Linked DNA regions of Homo sapiens: all the other regions are linked to region 3. A link is a contact called in ENCODE Hi-C data. All regions are on one chromosome and are shown on one strand. Each heading gives the region's core, a stretch centred on a gene start or an enhancer-like site at or near the end of the contact. The rest is flanking DNA. Distances are from core to core; before and after follow the strand shown. Region 1 has its middle 80 kb from the start of HNF1B. Region 2 has its middle 16 kb from the start of CCL1. Region 3 holds the start of CCL3L3 (C-C motif chemokine ligand 3 like 3). Region 4 holds the start of RFFL (ring finger and FYVE like domain containing E3 ubiquitin protein ligase).

Region 1 (2,700 bases), core at 180-2,679, 1.6 Mb after region 3:
ACATTTTACATTACTCTAGACAAGTTCAGGGTGGTGTGGCCATAGACTTACATTACTGTAGTCCATTTGTTGCAACTAAGGAGCCAGCATTGTTACACTACTGTTAACTAAACTCTACACTTTATTCATATTCCACTAATTTTTCCTAATGACTTTTTCCTATTCCTGGATCCCATCCAGGGTGCCACATTGCACTCAATCATCGTGTCTCCTTAGCCCCCCAGTCTGTGACAGTTTCTCAGGCTTTCCTTGGCTTTGGTGACCGTGACAGTTTTGAGTAGTAGGGGTGAAGTTCTTTGTAGAACATCCATTGCTTTGGGTTGTTCTGATGTTTTTCTCCTGGTTAGGCTGGGGTTACGGTTTTCTGGGGGAGGACCACCCTAGAGGTGAATAAAGGCACCATTTTTAAATTGCTGTGAGGTGCCCTGAACTAAGAAGTGAGACCAAATCTACCAGGGCTATTCAGAAAAAAATCAGAGAAATCTTACTTTTGAGGTCTTTAAATGGTAGTGGTGGGGTATAGAAGGATTCCTTGGAAATTTTTTCCTAAGGAAGTTGTTTGTTGCCTATCATCATGGTGGTGACTAAATGAGCCTTTATCTGACATATAGACAAGATTTGACATTTGTTCTTTTCCTCCCCATTGGCTCTAGAGTGTGGCCTTGGGTGAGTCAAGCCTTCTTCCTTGGCCTCTATAGAATTAGGAAGTTGGAGCTAATGACCTTGGAGGCCTCTTTCCACTGTAATGGCTTATGCTATAATAGGTGGCCCATAACTCCCCTCAACATCTGTGAATTCCAAAGTTGGGCTCCCCTCTGCTCCTCTATCAGTCCAGGCTGTTTGTATTCAGGTGACATGTGCCCCTAGGGACGTGGCCCACCCCAACCCCCTTTTCAAAGCCTTCCTTGCAGACAAACACACACACAAAAACAAGCCCTAGATATTTGCAGCATGGATCTCCACTTCGAGGCACTCAGTGAACATTCCAGGGCAGCAGTGCCCAGAGCCGGACCCCTGCCCTGGCCATCCCTGCAGCCCTGCTGACACAGCACAAGAGCCAGCATGGCCAGGGTCACAGGCAGACCTACACGCCACACCATGCTGGAGGCTCTTTCACCCCAAGGGGCTGTTTTGGTTCAGCAGCTCCTGTGTCTTGAATAAGTTAATCACTGATGACAAGAGATTAATTTATAACCGGACAGCAGACAAGATAGTTCGGGCTTTGGCGAGGTGGCACTGAACTGTGGCGCAGGGCATTGCTCAAAAGACACCTGGGTCTGCAGCTTGGTGCAGAGGCTGGGAACTTCAGATCCTCACCGGTTCCCCAGAGGCCACTTGGTCCAAAGAGAGGAAACACGTGCTGAGGACTTCTGTTTCCTCTCTCCAGCACATTTACTTGTAGAAAACATGTCCAGGCAACAGGCAGGCCCGTTAGAAAAGTCCAGTTAAGAGAGAGCACCGGCATGCCAACCCAGCCCAGGCCCATTGGAGGAAGAGGGAGAGGGGTGGGGAGAGAGGAAGTCATGGAAAGATGTGGAAGGATAGATGGGAGCCTGGGGTGAGAGCTCATTCCTACAGCCTGAGTCACCCAGCGTGTGGATTCTCCCCTCCAGCTCAGGCAGGGCTCAGGCAGGTCTTTGAGGATCTGCCCTCCCATCCCACAGGCATCCTCTCTGTTGTTTCTAACGTTAACCTCCTCATTCTGGGCTCAAAAAAGAAAAAAGATGGAAGTGCAGCATGATGTGCAGGCCTCTCTGGGGCCTGACCTTCATGCTCCAGATACTGCTTTTATATTAAGTAAGGTGACCCTTCTCTGCCACACTGGAGATGCGTGGCTGTAGATATTGGCTTTAGGGACTACTATTTCTGCCAGCTTCAGCAGTCTCCTATATCCAGCCAGGATAGTTTAGAGTTCTTAAATCAGGCCTATTTATCAAAGAAGTCCATGGCAATACTTCCCTGATGGCCATGGGACCTCAGGAGCCCACAGTCTAACTAGAGAAAGAACATGAGAAAGAGGGAGACAGGAAATGGGACTGAAAATAGGATGGAAGCTGCATGAAAAATGGGGGTGCAGAGGAACTCCTCTGGGGACTGCCAAAATATGGGCTTCTTACCTAAAAGGGCTCTGGGAGCCCAGCTGAGTGGTGGGTGACTTACGCTTGATCGTCCCCCAGGAATGGATTCTTGTCATTTGGATTCAACCCTGCTGCCCTGTCCCCATTTGTTCACCCCATGTGCACCAATGTCTCTGTCTCTGTCTTTGTTTATGTCATTCCCTTGACCCAGAATGCCCTTCCCAGCCATCAAGACCTGGCTGGGACATCATTTGTGCTGGAAAGCCTTCCACAGATCTTTATGTGGGACCTCCTTCTCTTTGGTCCCCGTGCTTCTTTGTATCTATTGCAACAGTATCTGTTGGTTCTGATAGGCAGATTCGTGTCACCTGGGGGACCTTGTTAAATACACAAATCCTAGCCCTGAATCACAATCTCTTGGGGTGGGTTTTGGGAAGCTGCTTTCATTGGTCTTCATATGTGTTTTGAATGCCTAGCCAGGGTTGGATATGTCTTTTCTGGACTGTGTCTCCTGGGGGTGGGCACAGAACTTACATCATGGTGACCACATGTCACTGTGCCCAGACAGCCTCCTAGGCCTGGCAAAAAGGGATGCAGAGTGCAAGGCCCACACCCTTTAATT
Region 2 (2,700 bases), core at 100-2,599, 1.8 Mb before region 3:
TTCTGCCCTCCGAGTTATCATATGTGACAGTTTTACCAAATGTTTCACTACAGCATTCCATAGGTTGCCATTTCTCTAGCCCCTATAATAATTTCTCTGCTGTCTGCCACCCAGCTGCAAAGCCAAATCTGTACATCTTATCCTTTGGTTAGAGCAATTTCTCTCTTCTAGGTATTAATTTCTGTATCGGCCAGCTTTTGCTGCAGCAACAAGCAACCCCAAAATATCTGTGGCTGATAACAAGAAACATTTCTCTTTTTTGCTCTTAAGTCTGCGGGCCAACTGCAGCCCTTCATTAAGCTGTGGGTCATGTCAGTCTTTGTCACAAGTCTTCCCAATTCCAGGGTCCAGCTAAAGGAACAGCTCTTGCTCAGGACAGGACATTCTACTGGCAGAGGGTCCAAGAGAAAGAGGATTATCAGAAACTTGCAATGCTTTCAAAGCTTCTGCTGGGATCTGGCATGTCATATCTGCTAACATTCTTTTTTTTTTTTCTGAGACAGTCTCACTGTGTCACCCAGGCTGGAGTGCAGTGGCGCGATCTCAGCTCACTGCAAGCTCCACCTCCCGGGTTCACACCATTCTCCTGCCTCAGCCTCCTGAGTAACTGGGACTACAGGCACCCGCCACAACACCCGGCTAATTTTTTGTATTTTTAGTAGAGACAGGTTTTCACCGTGTTAGCCAGGATGGTCTCGATCTCCTGACCTCATGATCCGCCCGCCTCGGCCTCCCAAAGTGCTGGGATTACAGGCCTGAGCCACCGTGCCTGGCCCATATCTGCTAACAGTCTATTGGCTCAAGGGAGGTACATGGCCAACCTCAAAGTCAACGGTGTGAAGAAATACATTCTAAACCCTTTTAAATGAGAATAGAGCCTCCTGCAGATTTGAAGGAGCTCTTGATATGTTCTTATATTAATCCTTTTGGTATGTGTATTGCAACATAATCTCCCATTTGTAACTTGTTTTTAAGTTGTCTCCTTAAAAAGTATGTTAATATTTTTATTGAAAAGATGTATAGGTTTAACAAATTGTAGTAGCTCCACTATCCAGACAACCATTTTCATTTTTATTGACCTTCTAGTCCCTGTACACATTAAACAAACTCCACCCCAGAGTTACATACTATAATGAGTAACTCAATGCAATTATCAATTTCTACAACATGCAATGCTACCCTAAGAACTGCCGCAAATTTTAAGTCCAGAAGATAAAGAAACAGAAACTTAGCAAAAGATAAATATTTACAAATACAGTGTAGAAAACTGCAAAATATTTCAACAGTTTTAAAAAATGCTTTCTTTCAGGCAGACTCCAGGGACAACAGTGAGCAGGGAACCGCGGACAGTCTCCAGATCTCAGAAAGAGGAACTTGAGCAAAAACGAAACAGAAAAAAAAAAAAACAAGAAAAACTATTCTTTCGAAACCTTCCAGCCACCTCAAAGTGAGACCCGTAAGCAAACAGGTATACTTCAGAAGTCTCTAATTCTCATTAGTTGACTTTCAGTAATCGATGTTGGCCCCATGCAGATGTTTTAAATCACTAACACAAACATTGCTGTCTTTGGTATTCTTGCAGTGTTTTCATTTATGAGAAAACCTGCAGAAGAAACTGCTTGAACCAAAGCAAAGTAGCAAGGAAACAGGTTACTATATAATCAGAAGGCCCTAAGAAAGGTAGCAGCAGGTCATATAATTACCTCCTTGTGGATAAAATCCCTGTCCTCAAACTACGCAACCTACTACCTGTACTTCTTCCTTAGGAACCAATTTTTTCTTGCCAGTCTTCTACTTGGCAGATGCCCTTTAAAGAAACCTGTGAAATTAAGCCACCTTTTTTGATTTTTTTTTCCAAATTCAAACCAGTTAGAATTGTTTCACAGATGCTTTTAAAAAGTTATTGGCCATATGATGTTCATCAAAACCACAAATGCATTTGCTTAAAACCAAACTTCAAATAAGTTAGGAAGGGGCGAAAGTAATTCAATTACATTAGAAGATGCAAACCAGTAGTCTAAGCCTCAGCCCACCATATATTGTTGGAGCACATATTTTATTGAAAGCGTTTAATCTTCAAAATTCAAACATCAAATCTCATAAAATCTCCGGCCTTCCTTGATCAATTAGAAAAGTAGATGACACAATGTAACTCCTGCTTGCTGCCTATCACCTGGAGCAAATTAACACCCTGCCTGTCCCCTTTAGATGCCATGCGTTTTCTAGTCATAGTCAGCTCCTCCTGGGACTCTGAAGGTATTTCAGCTTTTCAGTTTTTGACCCCTGAATTATAGTAAATGGAAGCAAATTCTGATCATGATTTTTGTCAACATTAAAAACAAGCTTTTTGAAACTGTCACTCTCTCCGCAATGGTACTTTTAAGTATTTTTACAAAATGTACCCATTCTCCATAATTTGGTCCACTTACTCCGCCTGGCTATTAAGGCTGTAAAATGGACCCTTATGTAATTAATGAAACATGTAAATTCATTTTTCTCCAGGCCTTACTTAGTTAATTAGTTAGAAAAAGATAAGTTTCCAACTGCAGAGTAGTAGTAATATCTACAGTGGAGACACATGTCAGAAAACCACAAAATTCCTGTGAATGAAAGAATGACTGTACTTGCCTCATGTTCTGCAGGCAAGTTATGCATGTTGTCAGTTTAACTAAGATTATGCCAAAGAGAATTTCGTGAACA
Region 3 (2,700 bases), core at 201-2,700:
CTGACGTATTTCTGGACCCACTCCTCACTGGGGTCAGCACAGACCTGCCGGCCTCTCTTGGTTAGGAAGCTGTGGAGAAGGGAGGAAGAGTTAAGCACTGGGGAATCCAGCCGGGGAATCCTGGGCCCACCATGGCCCTGACATCCTGCTCTCTGTCCTGGGCAGCTCAAGGCCTGCTCCTCTCTCAGGGGCCCCCTGCCTATCTCCGTCTAGAGAGCTTCTCTCAGTGACTCCAGGCAAGGGGGCCCTCAGAGTGTCCTGCTGCCTCCTTCTTCCTGTCCCTTTCCTCTGGCCTGGGGCAGCCCTTCCTGACTCTGTAACACCCACCTCACTCCAGCCCCAAGTCAGGTCACACCTCAGTGCCCTGCGTCCTGTATCCCCGATAGGCTCCTGAAGGCTGGGCCTTTCCAGGATGGCCTTCTGGCCTGTTTCTGCCCCCACCCTGACACTCCCTACCTCCCTAGAGGTGAGCAGGAAGACTGGCACTTACATGACACTGGGCTTGGAGCACTGGCTGCTCGTCTCAAAGTAGTCAGCTATGAAATTCTGTGGAATCTGTCGGGAGGTGTAGCTGAAGCAGCAGGCGGTCGGCGTGTCAGCAGCAACTGCGGAGAAAGGAGAGAATAAGCCCGAGTCACAGCTCAGAAGAAAAGGCCAGGCAGCTTCTGATCCCTGAGTGGTTGAGGAGGGCAGGCTTGCTCAGACCAAGTGACTGCAAGGCATTTGGGGGGTTTTGCAGAGAAATGTCTCTTTGTTTCTGTCTATATTCCTCTTTCCCCTTGACTCTTCATAGTGGGTTCTCTGTTTCTCTATGTGATCCAGATACCTGAATGGACTGTTCTCTTAGCTCTCTTCATGGAATTTTGTCGGTTCAAGAAGTCATACCCCAGCCCAAGAGAAGCCCTGGACATCTCTCATAAGACATCCAAGGGACAGGGCTCCTGGGAGACCTAGGGTGAGCTGGAGAGTGAAGAACAGACCCCACTGGGAAGTAAGCAGCCCTGGATTCTGCCTCTTGCAAACTGATTCGTTTTGAACCCTGTTTTTCTATCTGTACAAGGGACTGTAACTCCCCTGCCCCTGCCTAGATTCTCATACCTGGAGACTAGGAGGGCTAAGACCCCTTCTAGAGATAAAAATAAAAGTTGTGAAGAAAAAGACCAAGGTGTTTGGCAGCGCTTTAAGAACTTCCTTCTTTTCTCTTCGGGGCTCTCAGGCCACAAAAAAAGACTGATGTGGTCTAACCATGGCCAGAGAGTGGTGATACCCACAACAACAACATGGACTCACGTGGTGCAGAGAGGACCTGGTTGCAGAGAGCCATGGTGCAGAGGAGGACGGCAAGGGCAGCAGTGGAGACCTGCATGATTGGGAGCAGGTGATGGAATGTGGGCTCGAGTGTCAGCAGAGCCAAGAAGGGACTGACTACTCTTTGCTGCCTGCGTCCTTCTGATGTCTGAAGCCATCTCTCCTCTTTATAGGCAGCCCTGGCGGATGGGGAAATGGAATCTGGGGGTGAGGAGGGAAATTTTTAAGTGTAGTGATGCTGTCATGCTGAGTGTTGCACAACTCAGGGTCCCTGGTGACCACAGGGGCTCAGGATATCCAAGAATAGCATCTCTGAGCTACTCTCTAACTCTCAGCTCTCAACTCATGACTGGTTCTAGCTTCATGGGGTTTCTCCTGTGAGTGTGAAGAGGGGTGTGTGTCAACCCAAGGCTATTCTTAGTTGATCCCTTCTCATAAGAACTGGTCTATGCAGCCAGGCATGGTCGCTCACACCTGTAATCCCAACACTTTGGGAGGCCGAGGCTGCAGATCACCTGAGGTCAGGAGTTTGAGACCAACCTGACCAAGAAAGAGAAACTCCATCTCTACTAAAAATACAAAAGTAGTCAGGCGTGGTGGCACATGCCTGTAATCCCAGCTACTCGGGAGGCTGAGGGCAGGAGAATCGCTTGAACCCAGGAGGTGGGGGCTGTGGTGAGCTGAGATCATGCCATTGCACTCCAGCCTGGGCAACAAAAGTGAAACTCCATCTCAAAAAAAAAAAAAAAAAAGAATTGGTCTATGCATGAACTCTCCAGCCCCATTCCTTCCCACAGAGCTGTAATTCTGCTTCCTCAGCTGCTATAACCACAAGGATAGGGTCAATGGGCTGATGCTGTGGAGGGCTAGACAACCCCCAGTCCTCCCAGAGGAAAGGAACTCAATGAAAGCTGGAGGAATAGAAAGCATGAGGTCACGTTTCAGTCATTTGTCTATTTATTAGTCTCGGAGTGACTGGGGCGCTGTGTTAAACGCTAGTTGTGGATCATAAAAATACTTTAGAGGTGGGTGTCAGTATGTCAGGTGCCTAGAAATATGTGTAGCCATTAACCTAGAAAAAGCATTTCTGGGAAAGAGTTCTGTGGAAACAACCCAAATATGGAGCCATCTTCAAACATAAAGATACCTGACCCAGCATCATTTATAACTCTAAAATAAGCAAAGCTAAATTTTTCTCTATCAGGGAATGATAAATTATCCACAAGATCCTTTATTATTAAGTCTCTAACGTGAATGAAGTGGCATAAATATGCTTATAACATCAGTGGTTAAAAAAAAAGCAAGATAAAACATTATACAAATTCTATAAAATTTGAAGAATTGTATAAAGATATATATATGCCATGCCAACTCTAGGCATGGAAAAAATTA
Region 4 (2,700 bases), core at 36-2,535, 1.1 Mb before region 3:
GATGAGAGGATCAGAGTTGAGAAAGTACAGTACAGGCTCTTGCTCATTCTACCCTTACTGAGAACCTACTATGTGCAACGTACCATGGATACAATTCTAGCAAAGCAGACCCTGATTCTCAATACATACTATGATTGGAGTAAATACCAGGTTCTCCTGAGTACTCAACCCTGGTAAGTAAGAAGAGGCTTCATGGAAGAGGTGACTTCTAGGCTGAAACCAGTTGGCCAGATTAAGCTTGGGGAAGGTGTGTAAAAGAACGCTTACATATGCTAAGGTCTGAGGTGAAAGAGAACGTGGGCAATTTGTTGGAATTATAAGGAGCAGAAACGTAATTTGGAGGGTGACGACTACCTAGAGATATCATAGTCTGATTAGGTGAAGGACTCAAAAGTTTGGCGATGAAAAGCAGGAGGGAGATAGAGTAGTAGCCTAGTAGAATTAGAGATGAGGGAGGTTCTTCCTATTAATTCAGAAAGGAATATGGGAACAAACTCACTGATAAGACAGTGTTCTCCACAACTCAATATTTAGTTATTAGGAAGGCAACCAAATGCCTTCACTTCTTTTCCTTTAACAATGGCTTAGTTTGACTAAAGTGTTTCTCACAAGATACACACAAAAAAACAAAATACAAGAGCAAATGACGGATAAAGCTGTAAACCTAACGTTTTACTTTTCTAAGATTTATATAATCAGTGATTTAATTGGACCTAACTCCACATCCAGAACTCAAATGAAAGAAAACTTCTGGCCGGGGGCCGTGGCTCATGCCTATAATTCCAGCACTTTGGGAGGCTGAGGAGGGTGGATCACCTGAGCTTGGGAGTTCGAAACCAGACTGACCAACACAGCAAAACCCTGTCTCTACTAAAAATACAAAATTAGCCGGGCATGGTGGCGCACATCTATAATCCCAGCTACTTGGGAGGCTGAGGCAGGAGAATCACTTGAACCCGGGAGGTGAAGGTTGCAGTGAGCCGAGATCACACCATTGCACTCCAGCTTGGGCAACAAGAGTGAAACTCCGTCTCAAAAAAAAAAAAAAAAAAAAAAAAAAAAAAAACCTGACTCACTTCTGAAGACAGGATTTTCCCAGTTTCTAATGCAGCTTCATCTAGCTAATGAAACTTAAGAAAACAGTTTGAGGTTACCTGATTTTGCCAGTTTCAAAACATTGCCACGACAGAAAGCAAGCTGTCTCTAGTTCCTGTGGCTGAGGTCGCTGGAGCCATGTTCAGATGAGATCATCTCAGGAACCAAGAGCAGCGGCTTTCATGTGAAGTGAATGGTGCCGCCTGGGGATGTATCTTTGGTAAGCAAGATTGCAACACAGCAGGGAGTTTACCCAGGGCAGTGCTGACTCACGCTGGGCAAAATTTGTACTTCCCAAACAACTCAGCCTGAACCAACCGCAGTCAACTGCAACCTAGGAAAGAAGAGGCAGCTCACTGATTGTTTTAAATCAAGTGCTGATTACTGGGGGCAGGTAAACCTCATTCCCCCACTACTGGTAACTTGGCCACCTCCAGAGCCCTTACCCAAAAAGTTCCAGTGGCCAGTTTCTAAAATTTCATCTGAGAACAGGCTGGGGCTGGGGCCAGCAAGATTACTGAACATAGCAGGTTCACAGCTCTGAAGATTTCCCCAGGAGGCTGATAAATAAGTCACTTTGCATTTACAAATTAGAACATCTGGGTCAGTGGACTCAGGGAACTTGCCCAGTCATCATTAGCCAGTCAAATCATTAGGGTGAATTTTTGTCAGTTCTAACCAGGCTCATTGTTCTTTTTTCCCACTAGGCCTCCTCTGACCTCTCTATTTCTTCAGACAACTCAAGTTCTCTCATTAAGATAGATGCACTGGAATTTTTTTTTTTTAATCAGCTGCCACATTCTCTATGCTAAAGCCAAATCATTTACCATCACACCTACTGGATGCATAGGGAATACAGAAGACTATGAAAATCACCTTAACACTTGCTCTGAAAAGAGACATCCCTAAATTTATGTCAATTCTCATTTATTAGCCTGCTTATTTAAAAAATCAATCTAGAATGACTGGCTCATCAACAGCTATTAATTACTGAATTTGCCCTGACAGGCTAGAATTGACATTGGTGTTATACAAAAAAAAAAAAAAAAGATCAAGTCCTTGCTTTTTGTGTGCTTTAATTTGACAAGAGAGAAACTAAAGTTCCTATTAGATCCTTCTGTTTCCTGCTTAAAATGTATGACAGTTCCCCAAGGCCATCAGCTATTTCTTAGCAGGGCATTTGAGGCCTCTGCACCCAGCTTCGTTCATCCTTTAAGGTAGGTCTCACATGGCATGAACTCTGGATGTAGCTGCCAACTCAGCTTGTCATTCAATAATGTTAGGTTAATTAAAATGTACGTGCAGACAGAATTTGAGTTTAAAAACTATACTACTTAATTTTCTATTCAAGGGGCTAGTTTTAAAAAGTTATTTATCCAACTCACTTAATTCTCCTTAATTACATTATTCCAGTAGGATAGCCACGCTGAGCTTTGATAAGGTATTATAAAATGTTCCCTGTTTTATTTCCTCCCCTTCAGTGTTTTCCTTTCAGAAAATGGCTTTGTTTAAAGAAGTTTCCCTATAGTACATGTTAATTAGTCCTTTCTGAATGATAAACACATCTTTATAGCAGCTGACAACCATTATCTCTTCAACCACACT

What was found. Hi-C counts contacts between places; a loop is a spot of excess contacts on that map. Pooled maps may share reads with other maps.
Region 1: a pooled map shows a loop between it and region 3 (11-fold over the local background). The contact joins the enhancer-like site here to the promoter of CCL3L3 in region 3. A Hi-C loop is called at or near these places in 2 of 37 single-sample maps with no recorded cell type and 2 of 50 pooled maps.
Region 2: a loop to region 3 is called in a map with no recorded cell type, with 9 times the contacts of the local background. The contact joins the enhancer-like site here to the promoter of CCL3L3 in region 3. A Hi-C loop is called at or near these places in 2 of 37 single-sample maps with no recorded cell type and 2 of 50 pooled maps.
Region 4: a loop to region 3 is called in a map with no recorded cell type, with 11 times the contacts of the local background. The contact joins the promoter of RFFL here to the promoter of CCL3L3 in region 3. A Hi-C loop is called at or near these places in 4 of 37 single-sample maps with no recorded cell type and 2 of 50 pooled maps.

What each region holds. Positions count from the first base shown.
Region 1 is chr17:37,823,527-37,826,226 of GRCh38, forward strand. No RefSeq gene overlaps it. Among named protein-coding and RNA genes, the nearest start is that of HNF1B, 80 kb to the left of the region's middle. RefSeq lists enhancers at 1,263-1,557, 1,315-2,062. Within about 2 kb of position 1,430, at least 3 of the 41 ENCODE cell types and tissues checked have a DNase peak (open chromatin) inside an H3K27ac peak, as active enhancers do.
Region 2 is chr17:34,377,447-34,380,146 of GRCh38, forward strand. No RefSeq gene overlaps it. Among named protein-coding and RNA genes, the nearest start is that of CCL1, 16 kb to the left of the region's middle. Within about 2 kb of position 1,350, at least 3 of the 41 ENCODE cell types and tissues checked have a DNase peak (open chromatin) inside an H3K27ac peak, as active enhancers do.
Region 3 is chr17:36,195,308-36,198,007 of GRCh38, forward strand. It overlaps CCL3L3 (C-C motif chemokine ligand 3 like 3), which reads right to left and starts at 1,451. Exons shown (of 3, transcript NM_001001437.4): 1 at 1,291-1,451; 2 at 491-605; 3 at 1-69. The coding sequence starts at 1,366. LOC128966706 (a long non-coding RNA gene) reads left to right here. Exons shown (of 2, transcript XR_008485584.1): 2 at 823-1,160.
Region 4 is chr17:35,062,422-35,065,121 of GRCh38, forward strand. It overlaps RFFL (ring finger and FYVE like domain containing E3 ubiquitin protein ligase), which reads right to left and starts at 1,286. Exons shown (of 7, transcript NM_001017368.2): 1 at 1,155-1,286. The region is part of intron 5 of RAD51L3-RFFL (RAD51L3-RFFL readthrough); the gene reads right to left. RefSeq lists enhancers at 837-2,036, 1,123-1,918, 1,368-1,467 and a silencer at 1,058-1,127.